Regions from separate parts of the Homo sapiens genome. Here region 2 is linked to region 1. The links are chromatin loops, found by intact Hi-C in ENCODE. Cell type or tissue: dorsolateral prefrontal cortex. All regions are shown on one strand. Links, peaks and the distances in the headings refer to the core of each region. The heading gives the core; the rest is flanking DNA. Region 1 overlaps ATRN (attractin). Region 2 overlaps DNAAF9 (dynein axonemal assembly factor 9).

The links. A loop is a pair of places that touch in the nucleus more often than their neighbours do. Peaks named below come from ENCODE experiments on the same cell type or tissue, not always from the same donor. Only the 100,000 strongest peaks of a DNase experiment are listed, where the experiment ranks them.
Region 2: a loop joins it to region 1, with 3 times the contacts of the local background. A loop is called at or near these places in 2 of 110 quality-filtered maps.

Annotation. Positions count from the first base shown.
Region 1 is chr20:3,557,753-3,569,600 of GRCh38, forward strand. ATRN (attractin) reads left to right here. Exons shown (of 29, transcript NM_139321.3): 7 at 1,641-1,731; 8 at 2,910-3,153; 9 at 4,524-4,707; 10 at 5,457-5,611; 11 at 7,596-7,680. Among named protein-coding and RNA genes, the nearest start is that of ATRN, 93 kb to the left of the region's middle. In dorsolateral prefrontal cortex, for the core only: a CTCF peak has its summit at 6,005 (motif pointing right); no DNase peak of the experiment used is centred there.
Region 2 is chr20:3,345,465-3,357,312 of GRCh38, forward strand. It overlaps DNAAF9 (dynein axonemal assembly factor 9), which reads right to left. Exons shown (of 37, transcript NM_001009984.3): 8 at 3,061-3,159. Among named protein-coding and RNA genes, the nearest start is that of DNAAF9, 56 kb to the right of the region's middle. In dorsolateral prefrontal cortex, for the core only: a CTCF peak has its summit at 6,109; no DNase peak of the experiment used is centred there; H3K27ac peaks cover 765 bases.

The DNA.
Region 1 (11,848 bases), core at 2,484-10,483:
CAATGTGAGTGCTAAGATTTTTCAACTTTCAAAGCAAGAAGTTAGTGAATTCTGTACAAAAATAAATTGCATATAACTTTAAATTCAACCTCTAAATAATTTTTCATGTATTTTTAAGAGTGCAATATTCCAAAAATATGTAAAATAATAGTTATGTGCAATTAATATTTAATAGTTGTCACCATTTGTTGTATTTGCTTCAGATCTTGTATAAAATATTTAAGATAAAAGGAAAGGCTTAGAGAAAATTAACACCAATGGATTCACCACCGGCTTAGAAATTAAAACACTGCTAACACAGTTGAAGTCCCTTGCATGTCCCTCCAAAGTCCCAGAGATAACCTGTATCCTGATTTTGGTGTCAGTTGTTCATACTTTCATATATATGTTATACTTTACATATATGTTATACATTACAGATATATGAAAGTATAGTAGAATTAATAAATTTTCTGTTTTTAGTCTTTATAGAAACAATATTCTGCAGTGTGCTATTTTAGCTTAACATTGTTTTGAGATTTATGTTGACATATGTTGCTGGCGTATATTTTTCATTCTGTATACTTATTCTTTATGTTATCTATCTGGATATATTACCATTTATTTGTTGATTTTCAATGGATGGACATTTATTTGTATTCTTTTTTGCTATTGTGATAAACTTTCTTATACCTTTATGCTTATATATGATAATGTTTTTCAAGATTTTTTAAATACTTGGAATATCCAGGTAAACTTTTATAGAAAAGAAACATTTACTTAAGATATAACAATATCATTTCTTTTTGTTTTTTTTTCTATTTTATGAAAATAATTAAAATCAACACTTTATTAACAGTATCCTCATATGCATAGAAAGATGTCTGGAATGATGTTTACTTAATGATATTTATTTCTAGATCATGGAATGTGGCATCTTTTAAAAAAAACTTTTAGCTCTTTATTCTTTGTATTGGTTACATTCTTTATAATGAACATGTATGATTTTTATAAAAACAGTAGAGTTTTTCTCAAAAGCAAAAACTCAAAAGTGAGTACTTTAAGATACTGAATGTGATTATTGAATAATGCATTAATAAGTATAAATTGCATGGCAGGATTATAAATTATTTTCTTTTTGGCATTTTTGTATTTTAAGGTCTTTATATTCGTAGTACAAGTGAAATGCTATAATGGTATTCTGGCTTTTGAAAATGTATTTTTAGTCAATTATATAAAGAAAAGGAAAGATTAGTAATTTTCTTTTACTTAATTATCATCCCTTTTTTGGTACCTATCTTCAGTTTCTCATGATTAAATAAAAGAAAAGTTATTGTAATAAAATTTTGAGTCCCTTGAGTACAATGCAACCTTTAAATGATTTAGACTGTGTATAGAAGAGGTTTTCAGGAAGTGTTAGAACCTTCCAGTAGCTTTGTATTCCTTTCTTTTCCCAGGATTTTGTAGTCCAGCTCCTCTTCCTGAGTTATCACTTGTCCAGTGGGCCCAGGTGTCAGGTTTATTTGTGAAGGTGACAAGTGCCCCCCTACATCCATGGTGGATTTAGTGAGCATCTCCAAACTGGATTATGTCACAAATAAAATAGTATGAGATGTTCTGTCTTATTAGTTGGGTGAAAATATGATCTGTTTGTTTTGTAGGTATGACCTTGCTTCTAGGGAGTGGCTTCCACTAAACCGTTCTGTGAACAATGTGGTTGTTAGATATGGTCATTCTTTGGCATTATACAAGGTAAAGCATCTCCACTCTGTGCTAAGCAAGAAACTAAGTTTTCCTCAGTTACTTCATGTATTACATAGTTGAAAAGCTACCTCAGTGTTGGTTTTTAATTGGGGAAAACTTTTTATTGGGGGCATTATATAATTGGCTAAGTTATAAGTAGAAATTAAAATGGAAACTTTTTTAACTCAAGAGATTTTAATGGCTTCAAACTGTAATGGGGTATTATAATAATGGCACTAAATGGTTAAAGATGTAGATTAAAAAGTGTAGATTAGCTTTTATTCTCATAAGCAAGTTTAGCCAAGAATAGCCACATTGTAATGTGGCTGAACAAACATTTTCATTTCCTCATTTTTATAGATAGATGGTAGGATGAGGCAACTTTATTTTTCCAAGTCCTTTTATACTATAAAAGATTCATGTGAGGAAGTCCAAGAAAACTGGTGAAGTATTAGAGATGTAAAATATGATTAGTTTTATTTCCCTTTTCCCTTTTTTTATCCTTTTCCTAGTAACTCACTGAAAGGCGCCTTTTGCTAACCCTTAAAATTTTTTTTAATTTATTTTTTACTGAGGTAAAATATACGTATATAATGGTACCATCTTTACCATTTTTAAGTGTACAGTTTGGTGGTAATAAATATATTTACATTCTTTTTTTCCTTCTTCATTCTCCCCCACCAGCCTGCCAGCCTCTGGTAACCACCAGTCTACTCTCTATCTTCATGAGATCCACTTTTTTAGTTCCCACATATGATTGATAATGTGATATTTGTCTCTGTGCTTGGCTTATTTTACTTAACATAATGACCTCCAGTTCAGTCCATGTTGCTACAAAATGACTGGATGTCATTCTTTTTAACGGCTGAATAATGCTCCATTGTGTATATATACACCACATTTTCTTTATCTAATTATCCATTGATAGACACGTTGATTCCATGTTTTGGCTATTGTCAATTGTGCTGCAATTAACATGGGAGTGCAGATATCTCTTTGATATGTTCATTTCCATTCTTTTGGATATATACCCAGTATCGAAATTGTTGGATCATAGGGTAGTTCTATTTTTAGTTTCTTGACTAACCTTTTTTAAGCTGAGAATAATATTGAGCTTTTGTTCTTCTCTGTTCTCAGATTTAATCTTTTCAATGTTTTTAAAAATTTTGTTTGCATTTTTTTCCTAGGATAAAATTTACATGTATGGAGGAAAAATTGATTCAACTGGGAATGTGACCAATGAGTTGAGAGTTTTTCACATTCATAATGAGTCATGGGTGTTGTTGACCCCTAAGGCAAAGGAGCAGTATGCAGTGGTTGGGCACTCTGCACACATTGTTACACTGAAGAATGGCCGAGTGGTCATGCTGGTCATCTTTGGTCACTGCCCTCTCTATGGATATATAAGCAATGTGCAGGAATATGATTTGGGTAGGTATATTTTTTCCAGTAGATGCCTTTTGAACATCAGATTTAAAACCTCTAAGCTTATTATTTTGACTGTTTAGAAAAGTTCAACCTAATCTTGATTCGGTACTTTATCTTGAAACATAGTAAACACTGGGCCCAGGCGTGGTGGCCCACTCCTGTAATCCCAGCACTTTGGGAGGCTGAGGCGGGCGGATCACCTAAGGTCAGGAGTTCAAGACCAGCCTGGCACCAACATGGTGAAACCCTGTCTCTACTAAAAATACAAAAATTAGCCTGTCCTGGTGGCGGGCACCTATAATCCCAGCAACTCAGGAGGCTGAGGCAGGAGAATCGCTTGAACCCGGGAGGTGGAGGTTGCAGTGAGCCAAGATTGCACCACTGCACTCCAGCCTGGGGGACAGAGTGAGACTCCGTCTCAAAACAAACAAACAAACAAACAAACAAAAGCAACATAGTTAACATTGATGTATTACCAGTGAAATGCAGATTATCGATGCTCCTATGTAGTATGTATTTGTTACTGTCAATTTGGTAAGGAGCCAAAGATGACGCAAAGTGCTTTGGGTATTTAAAATAAATAAATAAAAATGGTTCAAAACAATAAATATTGAAGAAAAAAAATATTTGCCCAGCCCTTTAGAGATTGGTTTAGTGGAGTATGATTTACCCTTAATATGAAATATTTCCCTTGGTTAAATTTCATTGTATCTGTTGTTGTGCAGTAGGAATACCAGGTATAATTAACATTTTGTGAAAGTAGGCCTATAAAATATATCTGTATATTGGTCACCAAAGGTTGTAGGGAATTAAATGTTCATTTGAGTGAACATTTTATTTATTGAGACAGGCTCTTGTTCTCTCACACAGGCTGGAGTGCAGTGGCACAATCATAGCTCACTGCAGCCTTGATGCCCTGTCCTCAAGTGATCCTCCCACCTTAGCCTCCCTAGTAGCTGGGACTACAGGTGCGTGCCACCACTCCTGGCTAATTTTTTAATTTTAGTAGAGATGGGATCTTGCTATGTTGCCCAGGCTGGCCAACATAGCAGGCCTCAAGTGATCCTCCCACCTTAGCCTCCCAAAGTGCTGGGATTACACATGTAAGCCACTTCGCCTGGCCCTGAGTGTTTTAAATTTAGTTAATTCTTTTCCTACATGGCATATTAGAACATCAGAACATAGAACAGACTGGAATTGGGCCACATGGCTTTGTTATAAGTTTTAGGTGGCTTTCTTTAAAATATAAAGATAAAAAAGTATATGTATCAGGTCTCCTGAAATCCATTCTCATGCCCTAAGCTCTTTGGACATTTTCAGTAGTAGAGAGGAGGAGCCTGCCATGCTTGCCTTTAACTGTCTTTCCTTTCCAGATAAGAACACATGGAGTATATTACACACCCAGGGTGCCCTTGTGCAAGGGGGTTACGGCCATAGCAGTGTTTACGACCATAGGACCAGGGCCCTATACGTTCATGGTGGCTACAAGGCTTTCAGTGCCAATAAGTACCGGCTTGCAGATGATCTCTACCGATATGATGTGGATACCCAGATGTGGTGGGTACTTTTTCTTGAGCTTTCACTTTAAGGTGTAAATTCTGTAGAGGCAATTGTGGAGAAAATATTGTGCTATCTTTTTGTTTTCATGCCTGGCAGATAATTCTGTTCGGCATTATATATAGAGAAATTGGGAAATAAACAGAGGGTAATAAAGTAGCTAGTATTTATTTTGTTACGTTATTCTGTAATTCTGTAGCAGGTTGGTTAGAAAATACTTAGAGTTTTTTAACAAATGTAAAGCAAATTTGAGTTACGAAATAATGTAATTATAAAGCGATGGTTTCTCCTCTTTTTCCTCACATGTTTGATACCTTGCTATGGGTACTGTTTTATATTCTGTCATAAAAATAATCATTTTTAGTAGCTGTGCAATACTCCATTTTGTGGGTATGCTGAGACTATGCAGGTGAAAGTTTTGGTTTCTTTCTAGTTTTTATGTCATTAAGAAACCATTATGCATTAAGCTTCTGTCAATATTTCACATGATTTCTGCCCAGAAACTGGAATTATATAGCTACGGGGTATGAAGAGTTTAAGGTTCTTAATATATTTTGCCAAAACTCTTACAGGTCTTTAAAATTATCTGTATTTATTGTTGAAAAACTTACTTTTATGTAGGGAAAACTCTGGAAGGATTTGTACATTTGGGTCTGAGGTTAATAAAGTGGTTGTGCTTGCATTAGCAGATACATAAATATTCTTTAAAAACTAACCTTGTATTTATTATTTCTAAATAAACTCAAAAGGACCATTCTTAAGGACAGCCGATTTTTCCGTTACTTGCACACAGCTGTGATAGTGAGTGGAACCATGCTGGTGTTTGGAGGAAACACACACAATGACACATCTATGAGCCATGGCGCCAAATGCTTCTCTTCAGATTTCATGGCCTATGACATTGGTAAGTTTCCCAAAACCATTTTCTCTTCAGGCATCTTTTTGCCTATACTATAAGCAGCATTTAAAAGGAGACTGAAAATATTGCCAGTTCAAAATGATCAGGCCATTTGAAAGAGGTCCAAATGGTATTTTTTATATTCATTTGACTAATGTTACACATCTGGTAAAAATTATTTCTACATTAAATTCTTTTTGAAATCACTCCTGTTAATTGCTTGAATGCTAATTTTTAAGGCTGAGTTGAGGTGTCTAGTCTCTCCTTTGTCATGTTATGCCTACCTGGTAGTGTTACATAGTTGCAACCACCAGCATTGTGTTAAAATTGGTTCACGTATTAGCTTTATCTCATTCCCTAGAAAACTGGTTTCTCACATGGTCTTGGTGTGGCAATATACCAGACCAGAAGAGGGCAGTATTTGTTCATGCAAAGCAAATGCATACCGGATGATCTCTTTCATAAAAATTGTCAGATGTTCATTTTAAACAAATTATTATTTTTTTGATTGTGGTAAAATACACATAAAATTTACCATCCTAACTATATTTAAATGTCTAGTTTAGTGATACTAAACACATTCATAATGTTATAAATCCATCACCGCCATCCATCTTCAGAACTGTCTTCATCTTGTAAGACTGAAGCTGTATACCCATTAAACAATAATGTCCCATTTCTTCCTCCCCACAATGCCTGGCAACCACTATTCTACAGTCTGTCTCTGTGATTTTGACTATTCCAAGTCAGACATTCGTTTTTAACAGACATTTGTGTGCCAGCCACTCAGTTTGTACATTGAGGAGATCAGATGAATAACTTAAAGCCCTTAGCCTCAAAGTAGAAGAGGTAGAGAAATGAGCAGACAATAGAATTGCACTTCAGGGTGTTTCTGGCTGAAAAGAATGTATGAGAGCACCTCTGAGTACCCTTTAAGTCATGGAGGGTAGAGTGATAAACAGGGAACACTTTCTTAAGGAGGGGCCATCCTCTCTGGGTCCTTGGGGACACTAGGTGTCAGGTAGGTGAAGTTAGGCAGCACTCTCCAGGCAGAGGAAACCCAGTTTGCAGAGACACAGAGGTGGAAAAGACCGGCACATATTTAAGGGCTCAAAGAGTGAGACACTGAGTGTGAGGTTGGCATGGTATAGCAGCACCAGTTGGTATTAGATCCAGAAGAGAAGTTGCTAGTATGGGTCACAACAAGGGAAAATTAATCAATCTATGGGATCTAGGAAAGGACTTTGTAAAAATTAGGTGACATTTAAATTTCTTGAAATTTCATTTTCCACCTTTATTTTTCCATTTTAGCTACTAAATTTGAGCAAATCAATATAGAAAAGAGTGGAAAATAATTATGAAACCCATGTTTTGCTGACATAAGCTTTGTAGAATGTAAAATTTGCTTGCTTTAAAAAACATTCTTGGCTGGGCGTGGTGGTTCATGCCTGTAATCCCAGCACTTTGGGAGGCCCAGGTGGGCAGATCACGAGGTCAGGAGATTGAGACTATCCTGGCTAACACGGTGAAACCCCATCTCTACTAAAAATAAAAAAAATTAGCCAGGCATGGTGGCAGGCGCCTATAGGCCCAGCTACTTGGGAGGATGAGGCAGGAGAATGGCGTGAACCTGGGAGGAGGAGCTTGCAGTGAGCTGAGATCACACCACTGCACTCCAGCCTGGGTGACAGAGCGAGACTCTGTCTCAATTCTAGTGCATCAAACTGATAGGCAGTTGGGTGAGTGATCCAGATGTCATGGATTTCGGGTGCGTTTGCTAGTTAGAATTGTGGTATGATCCCGCCTTTCTTCCATGCCCTGTTGCTCTGCTGCTGCTTCATTTTAACCCAGAAATGATGTTGTAACTGAGAAAATTGAGAGGCATGTTTTATGAGGTTCTCTTTGTTGTAGTATTTTTCCCAAAGAAAATGTCAGGTCCTGTTGATTAGAAATGGTAGTCCGTTTAAAAATATATTTTTCTTTCTCCTAGCCTGTGACCGCTGGTCAGTGCTTCCCAGACCTGATCTCCACCATGATGTCAACAGATTTGGCCATTCAGCAGTCTTACACAACAGGTAATTGGAGAAGTGATTGCTCCTTTTCTTTTGTGTTTAAAATGAAAATAAAGGGCCGGGCACGGTGGCTCACGCCTGTAATTCTGGCACTTTGGGAGGCCGAGGCGGGTGGAATACGAGGTCAGGAGATCAAGACCATCCTGGCCAACATGGTAAAGACCCATCTCTACTAAAAGTACAAAAATTAGCTGGGCTTGGTAGTGCGTGCCTGTAATCCCCCCTAGTTGGGAGGCTGAGGCAGGAGAATCGCTTGAACGAGGGATGCTGAGGCAGGAGAATCACTTGAACCAGGGAGTTGGAGGTTGCCGTGAGACGAGATCGCGCCACAGCACTCCAGCCTGGCAACAGAGCAAGACTCTGTCTCAAAAAAAAAAAAAAAAAAAAAAAAGAGAAAAGTAAAGTGGAATTGGACTCAACATATTATTCACAAGATTCCCTCATCCCAGTAGTTTTTTTACAGGATTATGTGGGTATAAATTTTCTGATTTATGTTTAAAATATTTGATGTGGAGGTGAATTACTTTGAATGCCATGTTTATTGATCTGGTTTTGTTAGCACGCAAGAGCATGCTTTTTGGTGTGGTCTGAGTGCCTGGGGCAACAAAAGTTACGTGCATGTCATTGTCTTATGTCCTTTGTTATTGTTAGTGGTATTTAGGTTGTCAAGTTCCTAGTAGTTGTATCTGAATAGTAAGAAGTTTGGAAAAGAGGAGAGAGGGCACTTCAGATGGGGGGATAAGGTAGGAGAACAGAGGTGGAGAGATTGTGAAGTTTAATATAGCTCAAGTCTGTAGGCTCTGGATAATCAGAAGTCTGCAGTTCATTGCATTTTATCGCTCAAAAATGCCTGGCCCAAACTACCAGAGCTCTTCAAAAAATCGGCCCTTGGAGAAGTCTCAGTCAAATAAGGGAGATTCAGAGTGGCCACTCTACTTGTTCCTTACAGTGTGCTTTAAAGATTTTTAAGAAGTTAAACAGCCTAATCACATTATTAATTTTTCTCATTCAGTTTCTGCTATTACTACTGCTGTCTACTTTCCCTTTTTTAAAATTCTAAGCCATATAAATCCTAAGGATGTTTAAGCGTTATAATGCCTGCATCATGTTAGAATTCCTTTGGCTTTTGAAATTTCTGTTGTAACGATGGAAGACAGATGAGGTAATTTCACTTAGATTAGGAAAGATGAGAGGCCGGGCACGGTGGCTCACGCCTGTAATCCCAGCACTTTGGGAGGCCGAGGAGGGCCGATCACTTGAGCCCAGGAGTTCCAGACCACCCTGGTCAACATGGCAAAACCCCCGTCTCTTCCTAAAATACAAAACAATTAGCCAGGTGTGGTGGTAGGCACCTGTAGTCCCAGCTACTTGGGAGGCTGAGGCAGGAGAATCACTTGAACCCAGGAGGCGGAAATTGCAGTGAGCCAAGATTATGCCACTGCATTCCAGCCTGGGCGACAGCGAGACTCCATCTCAAAAAAAAAAAAAAAAAAAAGGAAAAGTGAGAAGGTGACATATTTTGGAGATGTTGTGAAGGAAGAGTTGAGACAATTTAGGAACTAGCTACTAGGAAAAGGTGCTATCTTATATAAGGTAATTATTTCGTTTTTTAGCAATGTGTATGGTTTTACTATGAGAACATTTGACAGCTAGAGACTAAAATGGAAGGATTTCTGGCCACCTTGCTAATTTGAAGTGTTATTATAAATCATAATCTTGAACTTCCTCAGTACAGAAGACCCTTAAAGCTTTCTAGCAAGTGCCTCTTGAGATTTTCATCTGAAACGCAGTGGGACCATTTTGTCATTATCATGCCTGTGGGAGCCTGGCCTCAACTGTCTTCGTTTGTGTTCCTAGTTCTCCTAGCACAGGATTTGGCACATAATAGACATTTGCTAAATGGCAGGTATTAGTACAGTCATAACTAGCAAACAAATGAATTTTTTATAAAACATTCTTAGGTTTTATTCAAACTCAGAGAAGTTGAGACTTTACCATAAAATATAATTTAATCATGAGTCAAAATTGGGAATGCCTTGCCTGAGTTGTAATGTTTTCATTTTATGTGATTCCAGTGGTATGTTTGAACCCTGATATGTAAGTATCTGTGTGTGTGAGACAGGATTGGGTAGGTGGCAGGAGACCCTGAGGGAGGCCAGCTACTAAAAGGCCATAGTTTTGGTTTAATTTTATGAAATAATTTACTGAAAAAGAAACTTCGATTCACAGCATTTCTTCATGCTTTAAGTGGATCAACAGCATTGGGTGAGCTGTGCCTTCCTTGGTTTTCATTGAGGTTTTGAGGGAGGCAGGAAGGAGGAGGAGAGATGGCTGTGACATACCAAGGCGGCAGGAGATGCAGCTGTGCCTCTCAGTTGCCTGCTCCATGTGTCTCTGAGAGACTCTCCCTAACTTTGCAGAGCCCCTGTGCAACCAGATGGATTCACAATTGCTGAGAACACCAACTGTACTGGGAAGAGGAGGTTGCTTATTTGGTTTAAGCAACAAATTAACTAGTTGAATCTAGCCTGCTTAATGTGGTACTGAGTAAGCCTATAGCAAGGTAAAAAATGAAACCTGGCCGGGCGTAGTGGCTCACGCTTGTAATCCCAGCACTTTGGGAGGCCGAGGCGGGTGGATCACGAGGTCAGGAGATCAAGACTATCCTGGCTAACACTGTGAAACTCCATCTCTACTAAAAGTACAAAAAAATTAGCTGGGCGTGGTGGCGGGCGCATGTAGTCCCAGCTTCTCGGGAGGCTGAGGCAGGAGAATGATGTGAACCCCAGGAGGTGGAGCTTGCAGTGAGCTGAGATCGCGCCACTGCACTCCAGCCTGGGCAACAGAGCGAGACTGTGTCAAAAAAAAAAAAAAGAGAAAGAAACCTTATATTAATTTTTTAGTTTTTGAAATCTACCAGTAAATATTTCAGATTAGGCCAGGCATGGTGGCTCATGCCTGTTATCCCAGCACTTTGGGAGGCTAAGGCAGGAGGATCACTTGAGCCCAGGAGTTTGAGGCTGCAGTGAGCTATGATGACGCCACTGCACTCCAGCCTGGGTGACAGAGTGAGACCCTAACTCAAAAAAAATATATTTCAGATAACAATTTGTTTTCATTTTTCACAACTCTATAAAGTAACTATAAACACTGAATTCTTGAATATTGAATTATTGCTCCTAGGGGAAATACAGGGTTATGTTTCTATAAACCTCTGATGACATTTTCATCAACCAGTCAGCATACATAACTTTCTTTTATGTGTGTTTCTATTTAAAAACATCTTGTTGAATATATATTCTTGATTTATTAACATTGAGCTCACAGCCAACAGCACTTTAACTCATGCCTGAACAAAGCTTATGTAACACACGTATTTTCTCAGTAAGGCTCGTCACAGCCTTCTTACACTTAGGAACACTAGACAGCACTTCAGCACTGCATAGGGGGCCATTTTCAGCAGTGAAAGCACTAACATAAGGCACAAAAATGCATAAAACATGGCACTAGATACATCATGGAAGGGACACTTGTTTGTAGTATGATAGTTGAAACAAGAAGGGAGAGCATCTCCTTGTTTGACCTTAGCCGGTAATATGCATGTGTGTCAACTCAAATTTTTTGCCATTCTTTGCACACACATGCTGGTAAATGACCATGAAACTACTGCAAGTATTGATTTTGGAATTAGAAATAGATTTTATAAGTACGTGAATTTGCAAATATGGAATCTACAATCTGCAGATATGGTCATGTGTCACTGAATGATAGGGATACATTCTGAGAAGTGCATCCTTAGGCAATTTCATCATTGTGCCAACATCACAGAGTGTACTTACATAAACTTAGGCTACACATCTAGGCTATATGGTATGGCTTGTTGCTCCTAGCTACAAGCCTGTGCAGCATGTTACTATACTCAATACTGTAGGTCATTGTAATGCAATGTAAGTATTTGTGTGTCCAAGCATATCTAAACATAGAGAAGGTACAGTAAAAATGCAATATAAAAGATAAAAAAATGTACACCTGTACAGGCCACTTACTATGAAGAGAGGGAGCATACAGGACTGGAAATTGTTCTGGGGAGGTCTGTGAGTGAGTAGACTGTACACTACTGTAGACTTTGTGAACTGTACACTTAGGCTACACTAAATTTATTTTAAAATTG
Region 2 (11,848 bases), core at 1,266-9,265, 210 kb before region 1:
TTTACTTGTCCAAGGTCACAGAGCTAGTGAACTGTATAGCTGGGATTCTAACTTGGTAATGATTTGAGGGAAAAAATAAAAGTAGATCCATATCTCACAACATATTCCCACGAATTACATTTGGATTAGGGATCTAAATGTAAAAATTCAAGCCATACAAGTGCTAGAGGGTAACTTTCAATTACAGCCTTTCCCTATATAATGACTCAAAATCCAGAGGCAATGAAAGAAAAGGCAGATCAATTTACATAAAAACAAAAATGTTTGCATGGCAAGAAAAAAACCCATTATAAACAAACCAACTGACAAATATGGAAAAAGTATTTGGAGTATATACTAGAGACAAAATGCTAATAGCCCAATTATATAACAAACTCTTAAAAACCAGGGCACACGGGAGGCGGAGGTTGCAGTGAGCCGAGATCGCGCCACTGCACTCCAGCCTGGCGACAGAGCGACACTCCATCCCAAAAAAAAAGCCAGGGGACAAAAAACCCTCCTAAAACCTATGCTCTATAGTTCAGTTAATAACTGTACTAATATTAAAATGGAAAAACAATATGTAAACAAAATATAAAATGGTCATCAAACATATGAGGGAATGTTCAAACTTACTAATACAGAAATGTAAATTAAAACAATACCGATATACTATTTTTCATCTGTGAGACTGAAAATTTTTAAAGTATGACAATACATTCTATTGGTGAAGTTGTGCAGCAACAGGCATTCATATAGTGCTGGTGGGAATGCAAACTGGTACAACCCTTCTGAAGGGGACTTTGGCAATAACTAACAACATGACATATGCACTCACCTTTTGACCCAGCAATCCCATCACTAGGTACGTATATATACCTCCAACAATAGGAACATACATAAGCGCTGAGTTATTTACTATGACTCTGTTTGTAATGGCAAAATATTAGAAACAACCTCATTATGTGCACATACAAGAGGGGCTGAATAAATTAAGACAAATCCACAAAATGGAGTACTATGAATTGTAACAAAGATCCCAATGAACTGACTTGAATATGTTTACTTTGTTAAGAAAACAAAGAAAAAAAAAAGGACTGCGAGAGAGTTCCAGGATATACTGTTAAGTGGAAATGACTATATGCTACCCTTCAATGTTAGAAAGGTGAGAATATGAGAAAATGCACATGTATTTGCTCATTTGTGCAAATGAAATAGAAAAGGTAAATGAGAAACTCAAGAGGTTTGTTACCTACTGTCAATGGAGTGGGGAAAATGGGTGGAAAGAAGAAGGCAATAAGAAAAGAGTAACAGGAAACGACAGTGACACTTCTGAGTATACCTTGTGGAATCTCTTTCACTCTTAGAATCATAGTAATAGAAGAAGAAAAAAGAACTCCCCAAACTGAAAAGGATAGACCACTGGAACAACTTCAAGTGGTCTAATGTAGAAGCAAATGGAGTCCCTCAAGGAAAGAAGAGAGGTTTGGAAAAGAAAAAACATTTGAAGAGTTAACAGCGAAACACTTTCCAAACTTAAAGGAAACTATAAATCTACAGACCTAGGAAGCTCAACAAAATCCAAGCACAAGAAACATGAAGAAAACTACAGCAAGACATACCATAATCAAACTACTCAAAATCAGTAATAAAGAGAAAATCTTAAAAGCTGCCAGAGGGGGAAAAAAAAAGGCCTGCTTATATTCAGAGATTAGAATAAAAGACTATGCTATGTACAAAGATTAGGATGAAGGACTTCTCATCAGAAATAATGCAAGCAAGAAGACACTGAAGCAAGATCTTTCAAGTATCAAAAGGTAAAAATTGTCAATCTAGAATCTAGACATGGCAAAAATATATTTCAAAAATGAAGGCGAAATAAAGATTTTTTTTCCAGACACTCAAAAGCTGCAAGAATTTATCATCAGAAGATTAATACCACAAAAAAATATTAAAGACCAACCTTCAAGGAGAAGGATGCCAAGGGGAAGTCTGGGTCTACACAAAGGAATGAAGAGCACCAGAGAGAGCAACAACATGGGCAAATATATTACACTTGACCTTAGCCAAAAGGCTGAGAAGCGATACACTGGCAAATATATAAGACTTTTTCCCTATTATTTAAATCTTTAAGAAAGGTAATTGATTGTTTAAGGAAACATAAGAGCATTGTATTGTGGAGTTTATAAAATATGTAAAGGTAGCCGGATGCGATGGCTCACGCCTGTAATCTCAGCACTTTGGGGGGCTGAGGCGGGCGATTGAGATCAGGAGTTCGAGACCAGCCTGGTCAACATGGTAAAACCCATCTCTACTAAAAATACAAAAATTAGCTGGGCATGGTGGTGTGTGCCAGTAATCCCAGCTACTTGGGAGGCTGAGGCAGGAGAATTGCTTGAACCCTGGAGGAAGAGGTTGCAGTGCACCGAGATCATGCCACTGCACTCCAGCCTGGGCGACAGAGTGAGACTCCATTTCAAAGGTAAAATGCGTAACAACAAAGATCAATTCCAGCTCCATACCATCAGCAGGAGGGCTTGCTCTGAGCCACAGGGGAGCACAGCAGAGTTGAGGGCTGCAGTGAGTGCCCAAGAAGGCTAGAATGCTAGCTTAGAAGGATTCCTTGGATCCTTCCTGCTGATTAGTTTTTGAGGCTGTCCTGTGTCTTGGTTGTCAATCTAGATACTTCAGGTTTACTCATGAGCCTGGTAACTGCTGACTAGCGTCATCTGCTTGGAAAGACATCTTGGCATTCATTATCTGGAGGTTATACTGACAAAGGTGTGCTACTCACATGTGGATAATTATTCCTACGTCTATTAACTGGTGCCCAGTAGAATTCCTGGCACCACCACACTGCAAAGCAAAAATCCTTCTAATGGAGAAGCTGGCACAAAATAAAAGACAACTTTTTATAAAGGGTTGGCATGGGGGGGAACTACTTTATGGTATACAACACAGCTTAAAGAAATGACAAATTAGAATTGATAGTGTTGTATTTTGAAAAAAATTTAATAAAAAATTAAAACAATAAATAAATTAACCATTTTATTCTTCCTCTTTGACCCTTCCCTTACATACCTCACCCGCCTGAGATTCTGAAAGTTCTAGCAGGAAAGGAATTTCTGTGTCAAAATTAGCGAAGAAGCTAGTCCACTGATGTTCAAAAGCCACCAAATCCTGGGAAAAAAAGGAAAAAGATAACGTGTTTGGTCATATAAAGGAGGTATTTTAGAAAACGAGAATTATGAAACTGTAACTTATCTCAAAACACCAGACCATTTATATATGTTATTTTACAAGGTAGTAGCAAACTACTAGTACATGCTACTCCTATGGATGAATCTCAAAAACATTATACCAAATGAAAAAGCTGGATGTAGAAAACCACCTGATATGTGGTCCAGTCATATGAAATATCCAGAAAAAGCAAATCTGTAGAGGCAAAAAGTAGACTAGTGGTTGCCTGGGGTTGGGATGGAGACTGACTGCAAGTGGGCACAAGGGAACTTTCTGGGCGATGAAAATGTTCTCTGTAAATTCACTAAAAATCGTTGAGTTGTACACTTAAAATGGATGAATATTATGGTACATAAATTATACTCCAAATAAAGCCATTTAAAAGGATAGCTAGGAGCAGTGGTTCACATCTGTAACTCCGGAACTTTGGGAGGCCCAGGTGGGAGAATCACATGAGCCCCAGGACTTCCAGACCAGCTTGGGCAACATGATGAGACCTCGTCTCTACCAAAAAAAAAAACAAAAAAAAAAAAAACACCATGAAAAAAACGAGCTGAGCTTGGTGGTGCGCACCTGTTGTCCCAGCTACTCAGGAGGCTGAGGCGGGAGGATTGCTTGAGCCCAAGAGGTCCAAGTTGGAGTGAACTGGGATTGTGCTGCTACACTACAGCCTGGGTGACAGAACGAGACTCTGTCTGAAAAATGAATGAATGGACAGTAATGATCCTTAAGCACCTTATTTTAGCAACCCTGTTGGGAGGAATTTATTTACAGGGCACCTAAAGGATGGTACCATGTCCAGTGCCAAAAGGGTCACATCTGAGCAGCTTTGTTGAAGGACTGGTTGACTTTAGTTAAAGGGAAGGGTGGCACAGAGCCCTCTCCTTCCTTATGCCCTCTTTCTAGTAGCCACATGAGCACTGAGAAACTGCACCCTTCTTAGCTGACTCTCCTCTACATACAGCCTCCATTCCCCATCCCAGCTGCTTTTTAGCATCCTTTCTGAACTCATTCTTATTCTCAAGCACTACAAATTGCTTTTTGCTATGGGCTTTTCTTGAAGGTTATCATCAATTAACAAAAAAACCCCACCAATTAGGACTTGCTTAAGATACTCCTCAAGTATTATCCTTGTCCTTATTTTGAAGTTGCTAATAATTTGTACTCAAATTGGACAGTCATCTTCCCTGTCCATTTTACACCATGGAAGGGTATGTATGTTAGTCGCCCAGTCTAGTGCCTTGCTCATAGCAGGCATTCTGTTTGCTGCACCAAAACTCACTGGCCAGATCTACGCCCTCCTCCTCTCAAGGATACACAAGTACTCAGACCTCTGTGCTAGCCAAGTACTGACTCTACTTCTGGCCCTAGACATAAAGCACAAGGCAACACTGCTGGGAAGACAATGTAAACATTGTCTACTTGCTGCCCAGACTATCAGACACACAGACACACAGACACACAGACACACAGACACACACACACACACACACACACACACACACACAAATTCTGGCCAGGTATGGTGGCTCATGCCTGCAATCCCAGCACTTTGGGAGGCTGAGGGGGAGGATCATTTGGGCCCAGGAGTTCGAGATCAGCCTGGGCAACATAGTGACACCCCATCTCTACCAAAAAAATTCCTTTTAGTCATCATGTAGGTGACAGTGCTGATAGTGTTTTCTGAGTATGTTTTATATATAACGTAGGATAAAACAAAAAAAAATGTGTGTGTGTATACAGGTATCTTATCTATCTATCTATATATACATACATACACATATTAGGAGGAGGGAGACAGAGAGAGAGAAAGAGACAGAAAATATTTCCTAGCTCTATCTACTGAAGAGATTTAGAAACAATGGCCAAACCAGCAGCAATGAGTACTTCTAGCACTCAGATTGTGGTGCTGAAATACCACTTCTCATTCAAAGAAACCAGAACATTTTAGAGAACTGACTGAGAGTGGGTCTCAGACAGGAAATGTAAAGATAAGGCTGGGATATCTTAACATAGTAGCTGGCAAGGAAGTTATCAAGGACTATTAGTATTCTGTTAAAATAAGATTCTGTTAAATTGTGAAACAACTTGAAGGGAGTTCATTATCCAAAGATAGAAAAATTTGAGCGTCACTGAAGATGGTAGTAATTACAATGGATATAAACACATCAAATATGTTTAAATCTATGAGTTCAAAATACAATATACATATATACAATATATTTATGTATATATATACAATTGGAGTAACACCATTGTGCAATGGTGAATTGAGGATCTAATTAATGAATTAAGGATCTAGGGATTACACATCCATTGCTGTTCACAAAACAAAAAGAGAACCAATTAGACATTATGTGCTTCTTGATAAAGAATATAACACCCTGTAGGAAGTAGTCTTTTCTCCAAAAATCAACCCTGAAACTGATTAAACCTCTAGATTCAATTACCAATGATCAGGATAAACAGGAGACAGGGGAAAATGTTAAACTACATCATGGGAATACAATTAAGAAAATTTCAACTGGGGCAGGTGCAGTGGCTCATGCCTGTAATCCCAGCACTCTGGGAGGCTAAGGCAGGCCTTAGCACCTTACTAAGACCAGCCTGGCCAAAGTGGAGAAACCCCGTCTCTACTAAAAATACAAAAATTAGCCAGCCATAGTGGCATGCACCTGTAATCCCAGCTACTGGAGAGGCTGAGGCAGGAGAATCACTTGAACCTAGGAGGTGGAGGCTGGAGTGAGCCAAGATCATGCCACTGCACTCCAGCCTGGACAACAAGAGTGAGACTCCATCTCAAAAAAAAAAAAAAATTTCAACTGATGGCAACTATAAGACAAATGATCTGGTTTCTTCAACAGACAGCTAGGGGGCAGGGGGACAAAGAGATAGAGAAAACCTACAGATTAAAAGAAACCGAAAACACACACATGCATACAGGGCAGGCAAACAAAACTAACCTATGTTTATAAAATCACATTTGGATGATAAAATTGCAAAGAAAAGTAAGGAGATGACTACCATAGAATTCACGATAGTGTTATTCTTGTGGGAAGAGGAAGGAGGTAATGGAGGTTCTGTTGCTTTGCTTTACAATAAGTTATTAGATTGTACATCAGTTTTATGCTATTTTCTGAGTTTGTGTTATTTTATTTATTTATTTATTTATTTATTTATTTTGAGACAAAGTCTTGCTCTGTCACCCAGGCGTGATCTCAGTGGCATGATCTCAGCTAAATTTTTTGTATTTTTAGTAGATATGGGGTTCCACCATGTTGGCCAGGCTGGTCTCAAACTCCTGACCTCAAGTGATCTGTCCGCCTTGGCCTCCCAAAGTGCTGGGATTACAGGTGTGAGCCACTACACCTGGCCATCTATGTTATTTTAATAATGAAAAGTCTTTAAAAGCAAATGCATAAGTATTATTTGTTCATTACAGAAAACAGAATAAGAATCACTGTAAACACTTTGGGAAATGTTCTCTCAACTTATTTTTACATAGTATTTTGTATATAGAAATGCGCATGTACTTGTAACTGGTAATCTGCAGGGTCCTGGGTTAGAATGCTTTGCCATACCACCTCTGTGCCTCGGCCCGATAAACCAATCCTTTTGGGTCTGGGTTTCTGACTCCCTGCTATCAGGTCCAATCAGTGCCCCTGTATCCTGGGCCCAGGGCAATCTTTCCACTTTGGCACTGGGTTATCCCCTTCTGGACTCTGGAGATAAATACACTTCTAGCGCTGCCAACTAACACTTTAACCACAGACCTTCAATGTCTGTCTGACCTCTCTGGTCCCAGATCTACTCTCCTTTTCCAGTTGGCTGTCATTCACATTCCAGCAGTTAAAGAACGTTTCAATTCAGAAAAACCTGTGCTTGAATCTCTGCGTCTTACTGGCTGTGTGACCCTGGGCAAGCAACTTAACCTGAGCTTCAAATGCCTTATATAGCTGGGATGACTACTATCTACCTTGCAGAGATATTACAGGAATTAAGTGAAATAACCTGTATCAAGTGCTTATTATCAGACCTTGCACACTAGGTATCTTCAGTACTGCCTCTACTGCAGGTCGGCCCAAGGCTGGCTGTGAGAAAGATGGTAATTGCAATGGATATCAACACATCAAATATGTTTAAATCTATGAGTTCAAAATATTTATATATATATATATATGCATAAATATATATTTACATGTTATATATATATGTAAATTCCATATGAAATAATTCTATATGAAATGTTATTTTATGTATATTATCCTTTTAAATCTTCCTGACATCTTTGTTACTTCTCTATGCCCACTTTACAGAAGAGACTGAGGCACCAAGCAATAAAGTGACATATCCTCAATATGTAAATATATGTATATATAACACATTATATATAACATGTATACAGATGTTATATAATATATACAGATATATATAACATATATATAACATATGTGTATATATATGTAAATAAATATATACATCTGAGCCCTCCCCACAACATCCTGACATTTGTCTGCTCTCTCTCTCTGATACTCATAATGCACATCACTGGCCTCAGGGAAGCTGTGCCCAAAGCCACCCATCTCAGAGTGCATCTTTGCCTTGCTTACTTGGCTCTGTCCAACCTCTTCAGCTTTACCAGAATGCTTCACTTTGTGAGACTTTAAAAAAACAAAAAGGGACCGGGTGCGGTGGCTCATCCACTTTGGGAGTGGGCAGATCACCTGAGCCCAGGAGTTTGAGACCAGCCCGGGCAACACAGCAAGGCCCTGTCTCTATTTAAAAAACACAAAAATTAGCCAGGTGTGGTGGCAAGTGCTTGCAGTCCCAGCCTCTAGGGAAGCTGAGGTGGGAGAACCACTTGAGACTGGGAGGCAGAGGTTGCAGTGAGCCGAGATAGCACCACTGCACTCCAGCCTGGGTAATAGAGTGAGACCCTGTCCCCCCGCACCACCCCCCCCCCCGCAAAAAAAAAGGCTATTAATACAGAACACACTGTGTTTCAATTCTATTAGAAACAGACTCAGGAGGTATATTTCCACTTAAATGGCCTGCCTGGTGACACCCATTTTGGTTTGGGTCTATGACAGGAAGCAGTCACACAGTCAAGCAATACCAATTCTCTGCTAACTTGTAGGTGAAAAACGCAGTGTGCTTTAGGGGTTACAGAGAAGAAGATAGGCACTTTGTTACCCAAAAAACCACCCCTGAGGGAGGTGGATATGTCAGTACTAATTATAGAATAAGGTAGAATGAATCATTAAGTGCTGCTTTTAGCTCCATGCACATTCTATTTTTCCAATGCAAGATGCAATGACTCTTATTAAAAATCACCAGCATTCTATATGAAATGTTATTTTATGTATATTGTCCTTTTAAATCTTTCTGACATCTTTGTTACTTCTCTATGCCCACTTTACAGAAGAGACTGAGGCACCAGGCAATAAAGTGACTTGCCTGAGGATTCAAGACTAACAAGCAGCAAAAGCAGAAAAATATCTAGACAAAAGATACCTAGAACCTGTGTGCTTTCCGCTAGACATGCTATTCTCCCAACTTTTCCCCAACATAAACACTGCATTTGTGGAAATGGATACTGTTGTAAGTAAGTGGAACTGGTCAGGTGGATGGAAAGTTTATCATTCAGATTCTTCAAGGCCAAATCCAGAAGAAAGATGCAACAGAGGTCAAGAACCATGCCACTGTGCCTTGGCCCTTAGCCAGAGGACAAAGATACTGAACTTCAAACAGAACTCCTGGCTCTAGGCTGGCATCCAGCAGAGGCAGCTCTTGGGTGGCTCCAAGTCCATATTCATTGTACCATCCTCAAGTTAGGCAAGGACCGGCTTAAATACCAGTGAGGGCAAAGCAGCCACATTTGAGCACCTTCTCTCAAAATTCAGCAGAGGACTATTCTGGCACTTTCAGAAAGCCTCCTTCTCTCTCTGTCTAGAATGTTCTACCACCTTCTCCCCTTTCTGGAAAATCTCTGATTACCACACATGACTCCTCTAAGAAGCAATCCTGAGCACTTCCAGGCAGAGTTGTCACCTTACTTTATTATTTCCAAATACAGTTGAATCTGGCTCTCAGCCTTTACTCTTCAGGATGGATGAGAAGTCCACTATCACACATCAAAAGGGCTTCCTTCTCCTTCCCATCACCTAAGAATCAAGCTCATAGAAGTCAGAAAACTAGGAAAGAGCATGTTCTACAGCCCATGGTGATCACCACTGTTGCTGCTTCAGCTGCATGATGTCGCTGCTGTTCCAGGTGCAATTAAAGATGCTCTCCCGAGTGGACCCTCTCCACTGACTCTAGGGACACTAGCAATGTTCTTAAAACTACAGTGCTATTCTGGCCTCTATGTGTGACCTGCAGTATCCTCAGTTGAGGAGACTGCATGCAGATACTACTAAATTACCTGTCTCTCTTCTTTATCTGTGGTTAAATGGTCTTCCTAATTCTTACATTCTCTGTATATTTGTGCATTTTCACTTTTTTTCATAATTAGGTTCGCCAGGGGATGATGATGTTTTTTCAAAAACCAAAAATTTCTGATGTTATTTTTCTTTTACATTCTTCTTTAATTATAAATGTTTAAACAGAGGTTGGGTTTGGTGGCTAATGCCTGGAATCCCAGTACTTTGGGAGGCCGAGGCAGGCAGATCACCTGAGGTCAGGAGTTTGAGACCAGCCTGGTCAACATGGTAAAACCCCGTCTCTACTAAAAATACAAAAATTAGCCAGGCATGGTGGCACACACCTGTAGTCCCGGCTACTCAGGAGGCTGAGGTATGAGATCACTTGAACCCAGGAGGTGGAGGCTGCAGTGAGCTGAGATTGTGCCACTGCACTCCAGCCTGGGTGACAGTGAGACTGTGTTTCAAAAAAAAAAAAAGAAATTTTTAAATAGAACAGATGTTCAATGTTATCAAATGCCTTTTTTTAGCATCTATAGAGTCATTACAAAAGCCTCCAAGAGGAAAAATTCATATAGCAATTACACTAGTAGATTTCCAGATATTGAACTAAATATAGAACCTTTAATAAACCCTACTTCATAGAATATTATTTTAATATGACACTAGGTTCTGTTTGCTAATATTTAACTTAAAATACTGGTATCAATATTCATAATACTGGTCTGTAGTTTTCATTTTCTTTAGTTTCTTTTTATTGAGTTTTGATAACAGCTAATTTCTCTTTTTTTTTTCAGATCCAGTGCCGTCTGAATTTTTGTTTTAAGCTAATTTCATTAAAAGTTTGCAAGATGTTCTTTTTCAATGCTGTCTGGTTTTAGTTCATCACTACATTAAAACGTTTTAAGGGTAGGATCTGAACTTTTATTTATTTTTTTAGACAGAGTATCGCTCTGTTGCCCAGGCTGGAGGTGTGATCTTGGCTCACTGCAACTTCCATCTCTCGGGTTCAAGTGATTCTCCTGCCTCAGCCTCCCAAGTAGCTGGGATTACAGGCATGTGCCACAATGCTCAGCTAATTTTTGTATTTTTAGTAGAGATGAGGGTTCACCATGTTGGCCAGGCTGGTCTTGAACTCCTGACCTCAGGTGATCCACCTGCCTCGGCCTCCCAAAGTGCTGGGATTACAGGCGTGAGCTGCTAATCCAGCCCAAATTCAGAGCCTGGTTTAGAGCCCGGCCAGATCTGAACTTTTAAATAGCTCTGAAACTATATTTGAAGGTTTTAGGAGAATTACGAAATGTGTTCCTGGTAATTTCTCTGCCTTTTTTCAATTGGTTATTTTAGATTTTCTATCTATCCTGGGGCCTATTTTAATTAACCTTTAACCAAATGTGTTTGCATTGAAATGATGCAATTACTTTCTTATGACTCTTAACTTCCTTGTACCTATCATTGCCCTCTTTTCTCTTTTGAAATTTCTGCTTTTTCCCTTTTTTTTCTTGTTAGATTAGTTTATTAGTGAGGTTATTGCTTACAGGTCTGCAGGCTGGCTATGGCTCAGCTGGACTGTTACAGTCTGTTCTATGTATGTCATTTCAGGACCCACACATAAAGCAGCAACTACCTGAGAAAAGTTCTCACAGCAAGAGTATAAGAGGCCAAGAAAAATTACACAAGAACACCGAAGGCCTCTGGTCAGACATGTCATGTTATGACCAATCACCTTCCATATGACCAGGGCCAACATCAGTGTAACAGGAAAGAATAACCACTGTCAACTATAACAAGGGCATGAAGGGAAAAAAAAAGGTATGAAAAAATAATATAACCTACCACAATTAAGCTAATGGTTTCTCTATTTCATTATTTTCAGGTCCAAAGTACCAGTGCTGGGATTATTTATAAATTCCTATGTTCTATTTCATTATTTTCTGCTTTCCATGCAGTGAATTCTTTCCTTACTCTTTTCCCCTTCTTCACTTGGCTACTTATTTTCAATTAAAAATTTCTTACAAGCACTCCTTTAGCTGTTTTTCAAATACTCTGATATGTAGTGTTTTCATTACTTAAATTATTAGTGAGGCCAGGTGTGGTGGCTCAGGCCTGTAATCCCAGCACTTTGGGAGGCCGAGGTGGGCGGACCACTTAAGGTCAGGAATTCAAGACCAGCCTGGCCAACATGGCAAAACCCCATCTCCAGTAAA